Regions from separate parts of the Homo sapiens genome. Here region 1 is linked to region 2. The links are chromatin contacts, found by Hi-C or POLR2A ChIA-PET in ENCODE. All regions are on one chromosome and are shown on one strand. Each heading gives the region's core, a stretch centred on a gene start or an enhancer-like site at or near the end of the contact. The rest is flanking DNA. Distances are from core to core; before and after follow the strand shown. Region 1 overlaps SMG6 (SMG6 nonsense mediated mRNA decay factor). Region 2 has its middle 77 kb from the start of RPA1.

Region 1 (6,402 bases), core at 2,752-5,251, 310 kb before region 2:
CCATCTCAGCCTCCCAGGTAGATGGGACTACAGGCACGTGCTACCACGCCCATCTGATTTTCAAATATTTTGCAGAGATGAAGCCTCACTATATTGCCCAGGCTGGCCTCAAACTCCTGGGCTCAAGCAGTCCTCTCACCTTGGCCTCTCAAAATGCGCTGGGATTACAGGCATGAGCCACTGCACCCGACCTAGGTTACTTTTTGAAGAAGGTGTATCAGCTTACACTCTTAGCAGTGTTTGAGAATGTCCAGCAACCACCTTCCTGTAGACATTAAGCATTTTATTTATCTTATTTTGTTTTTTATTTTTGAGGCAGAGTCTCGCTCTGCCGCCCAGGCTGGAGTGTGTTGGCGCGATCTCGGCTCACTGCAACCTCCACCTCCCAGGTTCAAGCTATTCTCCTGCCTCAGCCTCCGATGTAGCTGGGACTACAGGTGCCCGCCACCACGCGTGGCTAATTTTTGGATTTTTAGCAGAGATGGGGCTTTGTCTTGTTGGCCAGGCTGGTCTCAAACTCCTGACCTCAGGGGATCCACCCACCTCCGCCTCCCAAAGTGCGGGGATTACAGGCATGAGCCACCGTGCCTGGCTGCATTAAGCATTTTAAATTTTTTACAGTCTTTGGCACAATGTAGGCCTTCATGTATTTGTTGAATAAATGGCAGAATAAAACCTGTCCTTTTAAAAAATAGACTTTACATTTTAAAGCAGTTTTGTGTTCACATCAAGATTGAACAGAATATACATAAAATTCCCATGTACCTCTTGTCTCCCACAACATAAAAACTTCTCCGCTATCAATATCCCACACCAGAGTGGGACATTTGTTACAGTCAGTGAACCTGTATTGACACATCATCACCCAAAGTTCGTAGTTTACATTAGGGTTCACTCTCGGTGTTGTGCATTCTGTGGGTAACTAGCTTATTTTTATACATCACTCTGAGTGAGTAAGTTTGGAGTCATCATGGACTACATTGTCAGGGTTAAATCTTTCACCTCACCTCAGGTGATGACATGCCAGCACCTCAGGTGATGAGTAGCTCAAGCTTGGAAGGTTGGCATGGGTATGTAGGTGAGTAGTCTTGTTGGTTTGCCATTACAGGGAGGAAAGAATGTGGTTTCCTTATTTGGTTATCTTTTTTTTTGAGACGGAGTCTCGGTCTGTCGCTCAGGCTGGAGTGCAGTGGTGCGATCTAGGCTCACTGCAAGCTCTGCCCCTGGGTCCACGCCATTCTCCTGTCTCAGCCTTCGAGTAGCTGGGCTACAGGCGCCCGCCACCGTGTCCGGCTAATTTTTTGTATTTTTAGTAGAGACGGGATTTCACCGTGTTAGCCAGGATGGTCTCGATCTCCTGGCCTCGTGATCTGCCCACCTCAGCCTCCCAAAGTGCTGGGATTACAGGTGTGAGCCACCGCGCCTGGCCTATTTGGTTATCTTATTTTTTTACTAACGAATGAATTGTCTGCACCATAACAGAATGTTATGGGAGAAGCACATCATTCTTTTGGAGTAAAAGCTCTTGGATTAAACCTTCTATTGAGCTGAACAGCAAGAGAGTAGGCTGTCTGTGGGGGCTCAGGGTGCCATACTCAGCCAGACATTTAAACATTTAAATACAGGTGTTACCCATCTCTGATGGTCCTTTTCATTGTTTTTTTTTTTGTTTTTGTTTTTGTTTTTTGAGACCGAGTCTCGCTGTGTCGCCCAAGCTGGAGTGTGGTGGCACAATCTCAGCTCACTGCAACCTCTGCATCCCGGGTTCAAGCGATTCTCCTGTCTCGCCCTCCCGAGTAGCTGGGACTACAGGTGTGCGCCACCACACCCGGCTGATTTTTTTTATTTTTAGTAGAGACGGGGTTTCACCATGTTGGCCAGGATCGTCTCGATCTCCTGACCTTGTTATCTGCCCGCCTCGGCCTCCCAAAGTGCCAGGATTGCAGGCGTGAGCCACCGTGCCCGGCGGTCCTTTTCATTGTTTATTCTTTGGCTCTGGAAGTACTGTGGAAGGTGGCTGAGGGGAGCCAGTGCACTTGGCTGTCTTGGGCTCTAGGTGATGTGCAGGAGGATGGTAGAGGGTAATGAGATATTTTTAAATTTCTTTGCTTTAAAGAGTTCAGAGAGAAGTGTAAAGATGGAATAGAAAAATCCTGCCCAGTTTAGAGTTGGACCATGACTCTTCTGTTTTCTGGTGGTTGGGAGTGGTCAGCTGCCAAAAATGTGATCTCTGCTTTTCCTGAAGACCGTGTGGCTTCATGGTTATGAACTTTGCAATTGATCACATTTTGGTAAAATAATATATATTATACATATATTAATTTTAATAGACTGATGGATATCCATCAAAACTTACCCATGATTCTCTAAGATGGTAGAATTAAACATGTTTTAAATTTTCTTTTTTCTCTGTATTTTTGTAGTTTTCTGAAATTATCACAATACTTTAGTAATAATGTATTGTGTAAATGTATTTTTAAAAATTATAATGATAAAAAGAAATATTTGAAATTAGATAAAACTAGGTTCTAATTCTGATTGTTTACTTGCTGTGTTATGCAAATTACTTAACCATTTCCAAACCTGTTTCTACGTCCAGTACCTTGTGGATGGAATACATTTAATAAATGTTTGTTGAATTAAACTTTCCTGCCATAATGTGTTCGCCACTGATTGCCAGTGTTTCTCCCCTTCCCATAAAGGAAGATTCTGTTTCTTATTTTGAACTTGAATTTCAAAAGAAGCAACTTAGGTTTTGAGGGTATACCAGTTGTCTTGTTTTTTTTTGACATTTTGACATTACTGATTCTTCTAACTCTTCCTGCATTCCAGAAGAACTAACAACCTCATAGATCAATTAGGGAATATTTAGCTCATCTTGAAAATGGAATTATTTTAGCTTCATAAAATGCATAAATCCCTCAACTAGAGTATGTCTCCATGGGGACAAGAGACTATATAATATTTTAGCAAATTCCTAACAATGTTCAAGGCTAACTCCAAAATTAGATGCTTATTCTCACAAAAAAGGGCCAGAAATTTTGAAAAAGTTAGGTGCCTAATCAGTGATTGATTGATTGATTTTCTAAGGTCTGAAAATGTATAAAGAGTTTAGGCAAATAAGAAATTAACAGATTGTTGATTTAAAAAAATTATGTCTTATAGGTAAGTATTTGTGCCTTGCAAAATGTTAATACCTTAGAATTATATTTTTAAAAAATTCTGTAAGACTTCCATGATGATGAAGTCATCAGAATCCCTTTGAGATGGTAATGTTACAGTAGACTGCTTTGAGAAATCACGGTTTAAATCTTCAGCCTACTTTTTCCCCCCCTTTTCTTAGCCCCAAACTGTGGGGACCTCTCTCTCTCCCTCTGAAGACAGTAGAAAGCCAAATCTGTAAAAAAAATTCCTATTACCTCACTAATGCTCTTGACCCCATTCCTTGGATACCTTGGTTGGTCCCTTCCAAGGGAGATTGGGGTAGCTGCTTTACCATCGTGGTACCTGCCATCTGAGTTTCCACCTTGCCCGAGATCCCTGAAGGCCAAAAATTTCTGCCTACTGGGAAGAGGCAGAAATACCTCTATGTGTGCGCTGTTTCTTTAAAAGAAAGTGTAGCGGAAGTGATGCTGCGGGGAACATCTGCACTCAGGGCTGAGGGAGAGCGCGAGATGCACTGCAGCTGGTGTAAGGCCCTGGCAGGCTGAGGCGCTGCTGTCTATAGGGGTTTACTTCTGTCTGCATTGAAACATGGCTTGGGAAGGGGTTGGTGGCCTGCTGCCAGCCTCGGTTAGCCTGCCCTTCTCTTTCCTCTTTCCTCCTCGCCGCCCCCCACCCACCCTCACTCCCCTCCCTCATGCTTTAAAGTCGCATTTCCAGGCCAGACGTAGAATTAATCTCTGGGCACTTCACATTGCTGGCAGCTGAAAGCAGGATGTGGGATCTTTTTTTCTCTCTCTTTCTCTCTCTGCGTCTTGGCTGACTTTTTTACCTCTCGAAGAATTTGGAAGGCCGTGAGATCCCCCCCCACACACACAAGTACTGTGGAGTTTTTCAGCACGCTGATCACCCTGCTGCGGCTTCACCCTAATAGACTTCATATGTTGATGCAGTTGACATCAGTATCAAACTATTTTACATGTGATCTGGTGTATTTCCTGAGGAAATCTGCAAGATATTTATTAAGAACTAATAAAATAAACCTCTCCATGAGTTTTTAGGTAGTTTTCAATTTTTCATGTCTGTCTCGTTTCCTCTTATCAATGAGTTGCTATTTTCTCTCTCTACTCTGACCATCGCAAAAGGAAACAAAAATAAATGTTTTAAACTGTTCCTGAAGGGACAGAGAGAGAATAGTTCTGCCATGATGTATCAGCCGGGACTGTATTTTTAGTGCAGCATTGTAGAAACTAAAAATATCCTGTTATAGTAGATCCTTTTTATAGGTCTGTGTGTGTGTGTGCGCGCGCGTGTGTGTGTGTTTATAATGTACGCACAAGTGCCTTTGTGCATCAGCAGCCACTCTTCACATTACAGCTGGACTCCATTAGTCCTTGAAAATTAATGTAATCCTAGTTAAGAAAAAAATTAATTACTGTACCAGAGCTGTGTTTTATCCAAAGCTAGTGTTAGCTCCCTAGCTGGCAGCTTAGTTTGAGAGGCTCCAGGGCCCCGTGGAGTTGTGGCTTTGGTATCGCAGCATTGGCTGCTGTGTTTTTCCTGTCGAGAGCATTCCTCAGTTCTTTAGGGCTAGACATGTGGCATGCAGAAAGTAACCACAGACCCCTCTGCCTCAGTGAAATATTATGTTCCAGTCTGGTCATCCCCCAAAATGGTGTCCGTCACAGGTTTCACTCACCTGCCATAGCAGGTTTTCTTATCAGGTTTCTTTCCAAGAGAGCTACTTCGACAGCGGTATCTCTGTTCATGTTCTTGAGAGGAGAAATAACATTTATCAAAGTCCAGGAGACACATGGAATTTAACCGGGAGGATTTTGCATGGACAATTAAGAATGACAGTCACATTTTGCCCTTACTTTTTGTTTAAGGATTTGACTAGTTTGTTTAATATACACCTTTTATTATAAATGAGTGTGTCAGCGTTGACTGCCGGTTTCTAGTCAGACTTCTCAGCACCAGCCCTGGGTGAGGGGCTGACTGGCTCAGCATGTGAGTAACGTCTCCAGCTTTGTCATCAGTGTTCTGGGAAGAGATACGGGGCACAGCCGAGAAGCCGTTGCCGTCCACCTCGCCTTCACTCTGCAGCTCTTGTGCAATTGCCTGCTCTGTTGTTGTTTGTTTTTCTTCTTCGGGAGCCTGGATTGGGGTGGGGGGGATTGAGAGTGGGGTAGGTAGGAAGATTGCTGTTTCTTTGCTGGTCAGACTCTCCAGGCTCTCTGCGGAGAGTCCAGGCAGGATCTGTCTGACTTGGATTGCAGTTCTCTTTTTCTGCTGAGCTGGGGTGTGGGCAGCCTAGGCCTGTGTAACTCGTGACAGGCCTCCCAAAGTGCCATGATGGCATGGATCCTCGTGGAGCTGTTGAGAACAAAAACAGGGTTAGTGACCTTTTGTTTCTTTTTGGGCATGGGTTCTGAGACTTATCTCTGGGCCTTATGTTCCTGCTAGTGACTCTAGGTCCCCCGGTCCTCTCCCCATCATCCCCTGGCTGACAAATGGTTGAACTCTCAGCTTCCTGTACTTGATCCCCAAACAGTGTAGTTCAGTAAAAGTAGTAATTAGGGCTTTTACAAATTTATTTTATTAGTGAAGAGAGTTGGTAGGTAATGGGCTGTAATTCTAACACAGCCAGTTTGGAGATTAATAAAAAATTTTAAAAGAGCAGTTTTTACCAGAGGCAGTGGGCCCGTTATTTCAAGTTCTCGGCTGAGCCGAAATCAGAGTGGGGTGGGATCCGTGGTAGACTTTGTTGCTGGGAGGATGCAAAGCCACGTTCCTTGTTGTTACAGTCTGTGCAGTGCCCATCCTTGAGGGTGTTTTACCCTGGCATTGGAAAAAAGGAAACCTTGTTTTCCAAGAACTCTGCTCTCTCTCAGCTTGATAAGCATTTAAAAATAAAAGCTGCACAATTGAAATTGGCAGTGCATCCTCATTCTTTTGTCTCTCTGTTTATTTTTTTCCCTCATCCCTCAACATGTGTGCTACAGCCCATGGTTATTACACCCTCAAGAATGATGGCCTGGAACTCAGCAAACTCGCACCAACGTCTGCCCGCCCTGCATTCTGTTGTTTGAAGCTGGCTGCGGCATCAGGGCCTAGCGCTGAGAGGCCGGGTGGATCAGCCTCCACAGCTCCATCTGTGGCACATTTCCCTTCTCTGAAGCTGCTGCTTGGAATTTTGAGCTTCTCCAGAATCCTGATTGTCAGCTCAATCTTTCTTGT
Region 2 (6,586 bases), core at 959-3,458:
ATCCCACCAAAGAGTTGATGTAGAAAGAGAAGATGGAAAAGGGAGAGGAAGGACCATGGCAATTCCCAAGAGAGGAGCTATGGTATCCCTAAAGCCAGAGACCCGATTACAGCTTCTGTCAGGGACACTAGTCAGCAAGAGCAGCCATGCTCCCCCCAGAAGGAGGAACCAGAAGCCTTTTGAAATGGAATGTTCTTCCCGCTTGCGGGACCTTTTCCTTGGGACCCCGAGCCTGCCCTCAGCAATGACGGTGTTGGCCCAGAGAGATCTGAAAGCTGGCAGAAACTAGTCCTCTCTGGTGTGTCTGTGGCCAGAACACAGCATAGCTGCAGGTGCTTCTTGGAGGTCATATTGGCTAATGAATGAAGGTTAGCAGCTAAACACCGAAAGAAAGGGCACTGAACTTTACTCTGCTACTACTTTGCTTCTAAGTAAATACTTTGGGGATTGCCTCACTTGCTCATCAAATACCAGCAGTTCCACTGAATGACAAGCTGACGGCCCCCAATGGGCCTTCATAATACATGAGTAGACTCATTCTTCCTTGAGATGGTCAGGCTGGCCTTTGCCTCATGCAAAACTCCCAGGACATAGAAAAGCTTAACAGCCACACCTCAAAAAATTCTGTGGGCTTCATAATTCCCACCCAGAAGGGAACTGGCTCCTGCAACAATGGATCCCCAGAGCTTGGCCCCTTCCCCCATGGCCTGGGGGCACCTTCCTACAGAATACCTCCTGGAAACCTATATTTCTATTTTGGGGGACCACTCTGCTCCTGCACACGGAGAAAGGAAGAGTTGAGGTTTCCATGGTCATTTTTCGTTACAGTAATGAAAGTCTTGAAATGATCACAGAAGGAAAATTGGAAAATATGTCTCCTAAAAAGAGCTGAGGCAAATTATTATAGCAACCGAATCCTAAAAGGAATTTTCAAGTAAAAATATGGCTCATGTGAAGTTGTTATGGCAACTGACATTTAAAAGTAACTGGATTTGGGCAAGTTTCTTTCCCCACCCTCTCTGCAAAGTCTTGCAGTAACTTCATGCTAAAATTATGCCTTAATTTTAATTAGCCAAATAGGTCATAAATATAGCATATTCCCAAATCCTTACAATTTCTACCCTGTGAGCAGCTGATCTACTAATGAGAAACTGTTTCTACAAAAACCCACTTACCATTAACACGCCTATGCAATATTTTTCTAATATAATTTATCAATTTAAACACATTGCATAATGTGATATTCTGTAGCATTCTATTAACATGATAAATAGCAGTGGGCGGGGGGGAAGCCCAAGAGATTAAACATATTGCAAGCAATGTAACTGCATTTAAATAACTCAGACCACTGCCGAGGAAAACACACTGTTCCCATCGTCAAATACAGTCTAAACTCGGCTGCATATCCCAGACTGTACGGGTATTAATAGGACGGGAGAAGGGGGGCAATAAGAAATGACAGGCAACTTCAAAGAAATAAAATTTCTATTAGGCTTTGTTATAAGATTACATCAAAGCAGTTCATATGTTTTAATCTGGGGAGAGAAGAAGCAGCTACTTGGGGTTTGCGCCTGGGGGCTGCCTCTGTGTACTGAACCAGACAGTTTGCATAATGAACAATTTTCATTCAACCAGGATTTCAGCACAGATAGCTCCCTCTGCAAGGTCCCAGGCACAGGCTCATAGTTTTTATTCTCCCAGCTCCACCTGCTGGAGAAACAGCTTGTAACCGGGAGGAAGGGGACACAGGGCAGCGTTTCTAAGCCACGATGCTAAATTCGGGTGTCTGAAGTTAGGGATCTGACTTTAGACACCCCGACCCGCCGCGCCCCGCCGACAGGGCCTCTGTGAGACACCCCAGGGCGCAGCCTGGATCCGCCCCTGCAGCCGGCAGGGAAGGCGCGGGCGGGGGGTGGGGGTCCAGGCCTGACACCTTCGCCCCTCCCAGCGCCTCCGGAATTAGGGAATTTGGAAATCGTCGTTTGCATTCTGAGTCGAACCCCAGGGAGAATGGAGTTGCTGCAAGGCAGGTCGCCTCGAGAGACTGGCGGACAAGGTGGCTGGCTTCAAACACCAAACGCGGTTCCCACCTGGCCAGTCACCTTTCAAGTTTCCCAGCCACCCGGGTCTCCAGGAAATCAAACGGGGGAGAAAAACTGCCCGCGTGGAATTGCATTTTCATGCACAATGGGAAACCTAAACGCTGAGCAGATCGTCTTGAAAACCTGGCACAGCCGACGCAGGCTTGGAGGACGGGAAGTCCCGGGCGAGCGGCTGCTCCAGGACTCGGGGCTGCGGCCTAATCCGCGCTGATCCCCGGGCTTAGCGCGCGCCCCTCCCCGGCTGAGGTCGCGGGACCCGCAGGCCCCACCTGGCTGTGTCCCCTTGGGGAGGCCGCCCGGGAGGGGAGGTGACATCAAGCCGCGTGCAACTGTTTTCGAAAACCTGGGATGATCATTTAAATGTTTAAAATATGCACATGGTAATTCAAAACTAATTACCCTGAGCACATTTGAAACATTTATGCCATCGTCTCTGGATCCTGCCTACTGATTGTGCGCGGCGGCTCACTCTGCTGTTTCTATAAACTGCTTCAGCGATTTTAACTTCCAGGCTAAATCCGGCAGCGCAGGCTCTGCCTCCCGCCCCTGGTTGGTGGAGAGACCCCTTTCCTGACTTCCAGGAGAGGAGGCTGCACCCCGTTTCCCTGGAGAGCCATTTGTCACGGTCTCGCAGCTCTGGCTACGGAATCCCTGCCCTCGTTGTGTTCATAATGGTCATTTCCATTATTTAATTTAGGTTAAAATGACCTCTCTCCCCACCTATTCCTTTTCTTGTTGTTTTCTCCCCATTTCCCCTTCCTCTGTCTTGGCACGTGGCCCCCATCTCCTAATGACACCCCACCCGGCCCCTTCTCCATTTGGGGGTGCGCATGGAAGGCTTTTGGGGGTTGGGGGTGCACATGGAAGGCTTTTGGGGGTTGTAAGGTGGCCACATCTACCAGCCACCCTGAGAAGCAGGACTGAACTGGGCCAACCTGGGCGAACAGCGGCCACTGCCGGGCACGTTATAGTGGCTGCCAGGGCACACACGTGCACATGCCACACACACGTGTGCACACACACCATCCACGTGCACGCATGCCTCAGACACGGAGCCAGGCCTGCTTACGGACTGGACTAATTAGACCTAGGCAGGTCCTGAAGCAAATTCACTTTCCCAATTTCCAGAATAAAATGAGTTCTCTTCCTTTGGGGGCACTAAACCAGCATGCCGGGCTCAGGGACGGAGAATGGTGATGTGTGGCTGAAACGACCTGACTTCCCAAGTCTATCCGGAGAGACTGACCGAGGGCTGGGATTGGAAGAGGCGCCATTCCGGAGTCCAGAAATTAACATAGGCTTATAAATATGTTCCAGGACACAGACGAGCGATGACTGGTTCCTTATTATGCGAAGATGCCAGTGGCAGGTTTTAGGCGTTTAGGAATACAAAAGTGGGTTAGATTCCCACGGCCGGCTCCAGTGTGATAGAGTGATATTACCAGGTTTAACTAGAGCCATTAAGAGACTCTTCATTATCCCCACACCACCGCCACCAAAGTTATCACAGAAACCATAATGCAAGAGAGAATTTCCATTCCATCAACAAGAGAGGGAGCCAGTCTATCTTTGTCCAGAGAAAATGAGCATCCCAGCACGAAGCTCGTGAGGAATAGAGTGCACAACCCTCCAATAACATGCCCGGCAGGATTTCCTCAGCTATGCAGTTGGCTAAGCGGAGGCAGGCTGCTCCGGCTCTATCTTCTCGTGTACCTGGCCTGCAAGAATGCCAGCTCTATGAGCAGCTGAAAGATCAATTAGTGACAAAGGACACTCCTAGGACTTACATTCCACAGGGCTTAAGTCTTAAGCTCCAAGGAAATGAAGATCCAGGCCGCCCTCCCAGTGTGCAGCAATCTCATTTATTTTTCTACAAAGACTCACCACTCAAACCAAGCTAATTTTCTTGGTATCACCTGCACCTGGTTTACTGGCTCCTGAGCAACGTGCCAGTCCTTCAGTTTGAAATGGACTTTTCTTCCAGCCGATCCTTTTTTTTTTTTTTTTTTTTTGAGACGGAGTTTCGCTCTTGTTGCCCAGGCTGGAGTGCAATGGCGCGATCTCGGCTCACTGCAACCTCCGTCTCCTGGGTTCAAGCGATTCTCCTGCCTCAGCCTCCCGAGTAGCTGGGATTACAGGCATGCACCACCACCCCGGCTAATTTTGTATTTTTAGCAGAGACGGGGTTTCTCCATGTTGGTCAGGCTGGTCTTGTACTCCCGACCTCAGGTGATCCACCCACCTCGGCCTCCCAAAGTGCTGGGATTACAGGCGTGAGCTACTGCGCCCGGCCAGCCAATCCCTTTTTTGCAACTTCACGATGACAACTCATAGGTTTTTTGTCTGCCTCCACCAGACTGTCCGCTCTCCTTCACTGGACTCCCTTCACACACCACGTACTCAGCATCCTCTGTGTCACTCTGGTTTTGCTTATAGAAAGTGCTCTTCCATTTTGTGAGGCTCCCCCCCCGCCATGGACGGATAATGAGAAGGGACCAGGTCTTCTATTTCCTTCACATTTCTTGTGTCACCTCAAGTATCTTCTCACGGGACAGACACCATGTCAGATATACGGAGGACCCAGTTTTATAGCTGAGCCCCACGAGACGACCCAGCACACCCCCATACACACAGCAAAAATTGCCCCCCTCATTCAGATGTTCCTGGCATCCTGTAACTTGCCCAAAGCTAGATTTATTGCTCCTGCTGTAAAGTGTATCTGCTCTAAGCCTCACTTAAAAGCTATCACTTGGCAGAAGATCAAGTTAAAAGTGCAGGCTAGCAGGTGATGGTGAGGGTAGGAGAGGGTGGGGAGGGCGGGGTGGAGCCAAGAATGGAAGCGCTGAGAACTACCAGCCCAATATTTAACCTAACTGGTAATTTGCTGTGACAATTATGCCACAAACGGAACACTACCACTATGCAAGGATGTCGCTCTCTAATTAAGAGGGCTCTGCTTTTCCTAGTCACCGGCACTTTAATAACACACACACAAAATGAGGCTTGGCTGCGGGAGCTCAAGGTTCTATTAGGAGGCACGTGCAGCATGCGGCGGTGGCCTGCACATCGGTCTGAGCGTTGCTGCCCGGTGAACCTGCTAACACCTTCAATTCTCCAGCAGACGGAGATGGAAGGGAACCGAGCAGTCAGACGCTCTCACGAGAGAGCCGCTTTGACTGACAGGCGTTTTCCCGGAGAGCCTGCGCGTGCCCCCACTGCAAATCGACACTCAGGCAGCGCCTCTTTCCAACCAGGAAGGCTTGGTGTGGGTTTGATCCTTACAGAGTAACTTTAACAAGGATTTCCAAAAAAATAAAAGTCCACGGAAACAAATTTTCCTCTTCAAGATGGAGAGCAAGACAGAACAGGGACACACGCACACCCAGACACCCAAATTGCCAGTTAGAGACCCTGGTATGAGACAAAAGAATATTATTACCATCACGGCTGTAAAGGATGTTGCCGTCTTCTAAACTGACTGCTGGACTCCTGAAACGTGGCTAAGCAAGACAAACTGTTTTTTGCTTAATTAGTGGCTCCTTTGTGAAAGGTTTGCTGCCTGGAAAGAGCCCATTAGAGGAGGAGAGCTCATTTGCAGGGATGCACCTTATACAGCTATTCAGATTTTGAATAAATCGTGGAGCAGGAAATTGGTGGTGGTGGTGACGGTGGGAGTCGCCGTGTTATGGAAGCAGAAAAGCTTCTGCAAGAGACAGGCTTTGCATTACAAGCCTAAGTGCTGAGGAGATCAGCTTTCCCAGGCAAACATATAAGCCTCTAAAATTTTAGGCCAATGGAAATGACCTCTGTACCATGGCTGACTGAAGATATAAATAAACTTCAACATGAACAGCAGTGTCAACGGTGAGAGGAGATGAGAGTCCAACTGGGGCTTATTTTTAAAAAGTCCTGCCTGTTCTAACTCCATTTCAGGGCTGGGCATTGAAGAGCACAAAGCTGCAGTTCCCCGCGGCAAGCCCTCCTCTTTAACAGGCACCAGCCCCCTAGGTTACCTGGCCGTTGAAAGGAAGCTGCAACACACATAAGTTAAATATAGGTTTGGTTATTTGCATTTTACAAGCACCGAGAATGTTATCTGAGGAAGCTGTCATTTTTAATGACAGCACAAACTTCCAATTACCAACTGGGTAATGCACTAGGGAACGGGCATAATTTTATAAGAACGGCTCGCAATTATTAAAAGTTTACACGATCACTTCTGAGTTGGCTATATAAATATTTCTCACGAGGCAGGTGGGATTCAGTTTTTCACAGGGTCTATTCAAGGCTGAAAAAAAGATTTGTTTTATTGAAAAGTATACATTTTGAGACTCATCAACAGCTAAGGAGAGGGTGTAAAGCGACAGCTACTAAGAGCCTGAGAAGCTGCAAATGCAGCCAGGTGGCTGGTTCAAAGCCTCTCACAAACACCCACGAGCTCACTGGCAAGTCAGACACTGTCACGACAAACCCAATGCAGGTTA

The links. Hi-C counts contacts between places; a loop is a spot of excess contacts on that map. ChIA-PET counts read pairs that join two places held with the same protein, here RNA polymerase II (POLR2A). Pooled maps may share reads with other maps.
Region 1: a loop to region 2 is called in a pooled map, with 2.5 times the contacts of the local background. The contact joins two enhancer-like sites. A Hi-C loop is called at or near these places in 2 of 50 pooled maps. POLR2A ChIA-PET finds 5 or more read pairs at or near these places in 3 of 52 experiments (HCT116, HEK293 and PC-9).

What each region holds. Positions count from the first base shown.
Region 1 is chr17:2,213,295-2,219,696 of GRCh38, reverse strand. The region is part of intron 10 of SMG6 (SMG6 nonsense mediated mRNA decay factor); the gene reads left to right. Among named protein-coding and RNA genes, the nearest start is that of SMG6, 87 kb to the left of the region's middle. RefSeq lists enhancers at 1-852, 3,325-3,534, 3,897-4,745, 5,100-6,299 and a silencer at 3,845-3,894. Within about 2 kb of position 4,001, at least 33 of the 41 ENCODE cell types and tissues checked have a DNase peak (open chromatin) inside an H3K27ac peak, as active enhancers do.
Region 2 is chr17:1,904,034-1,910,619 of GRCh38, reverse strand. No RefSeq gene overlaps it. Among named protein-coding and RNA genes, the nearest start is that of RPA1, 77 kb to the right of the region's middle. RefSeq lists enhancers at 2,444-2,951, 2,952-3,460, 6,272-6,321, 6,402-6,451. Within about 2 kb of position 2,208, at least 2 of the 41 ENCODE cell types and tissues checked have a DNase peak (open chromatin) inside an H3K27ac peak, as active enhancers do.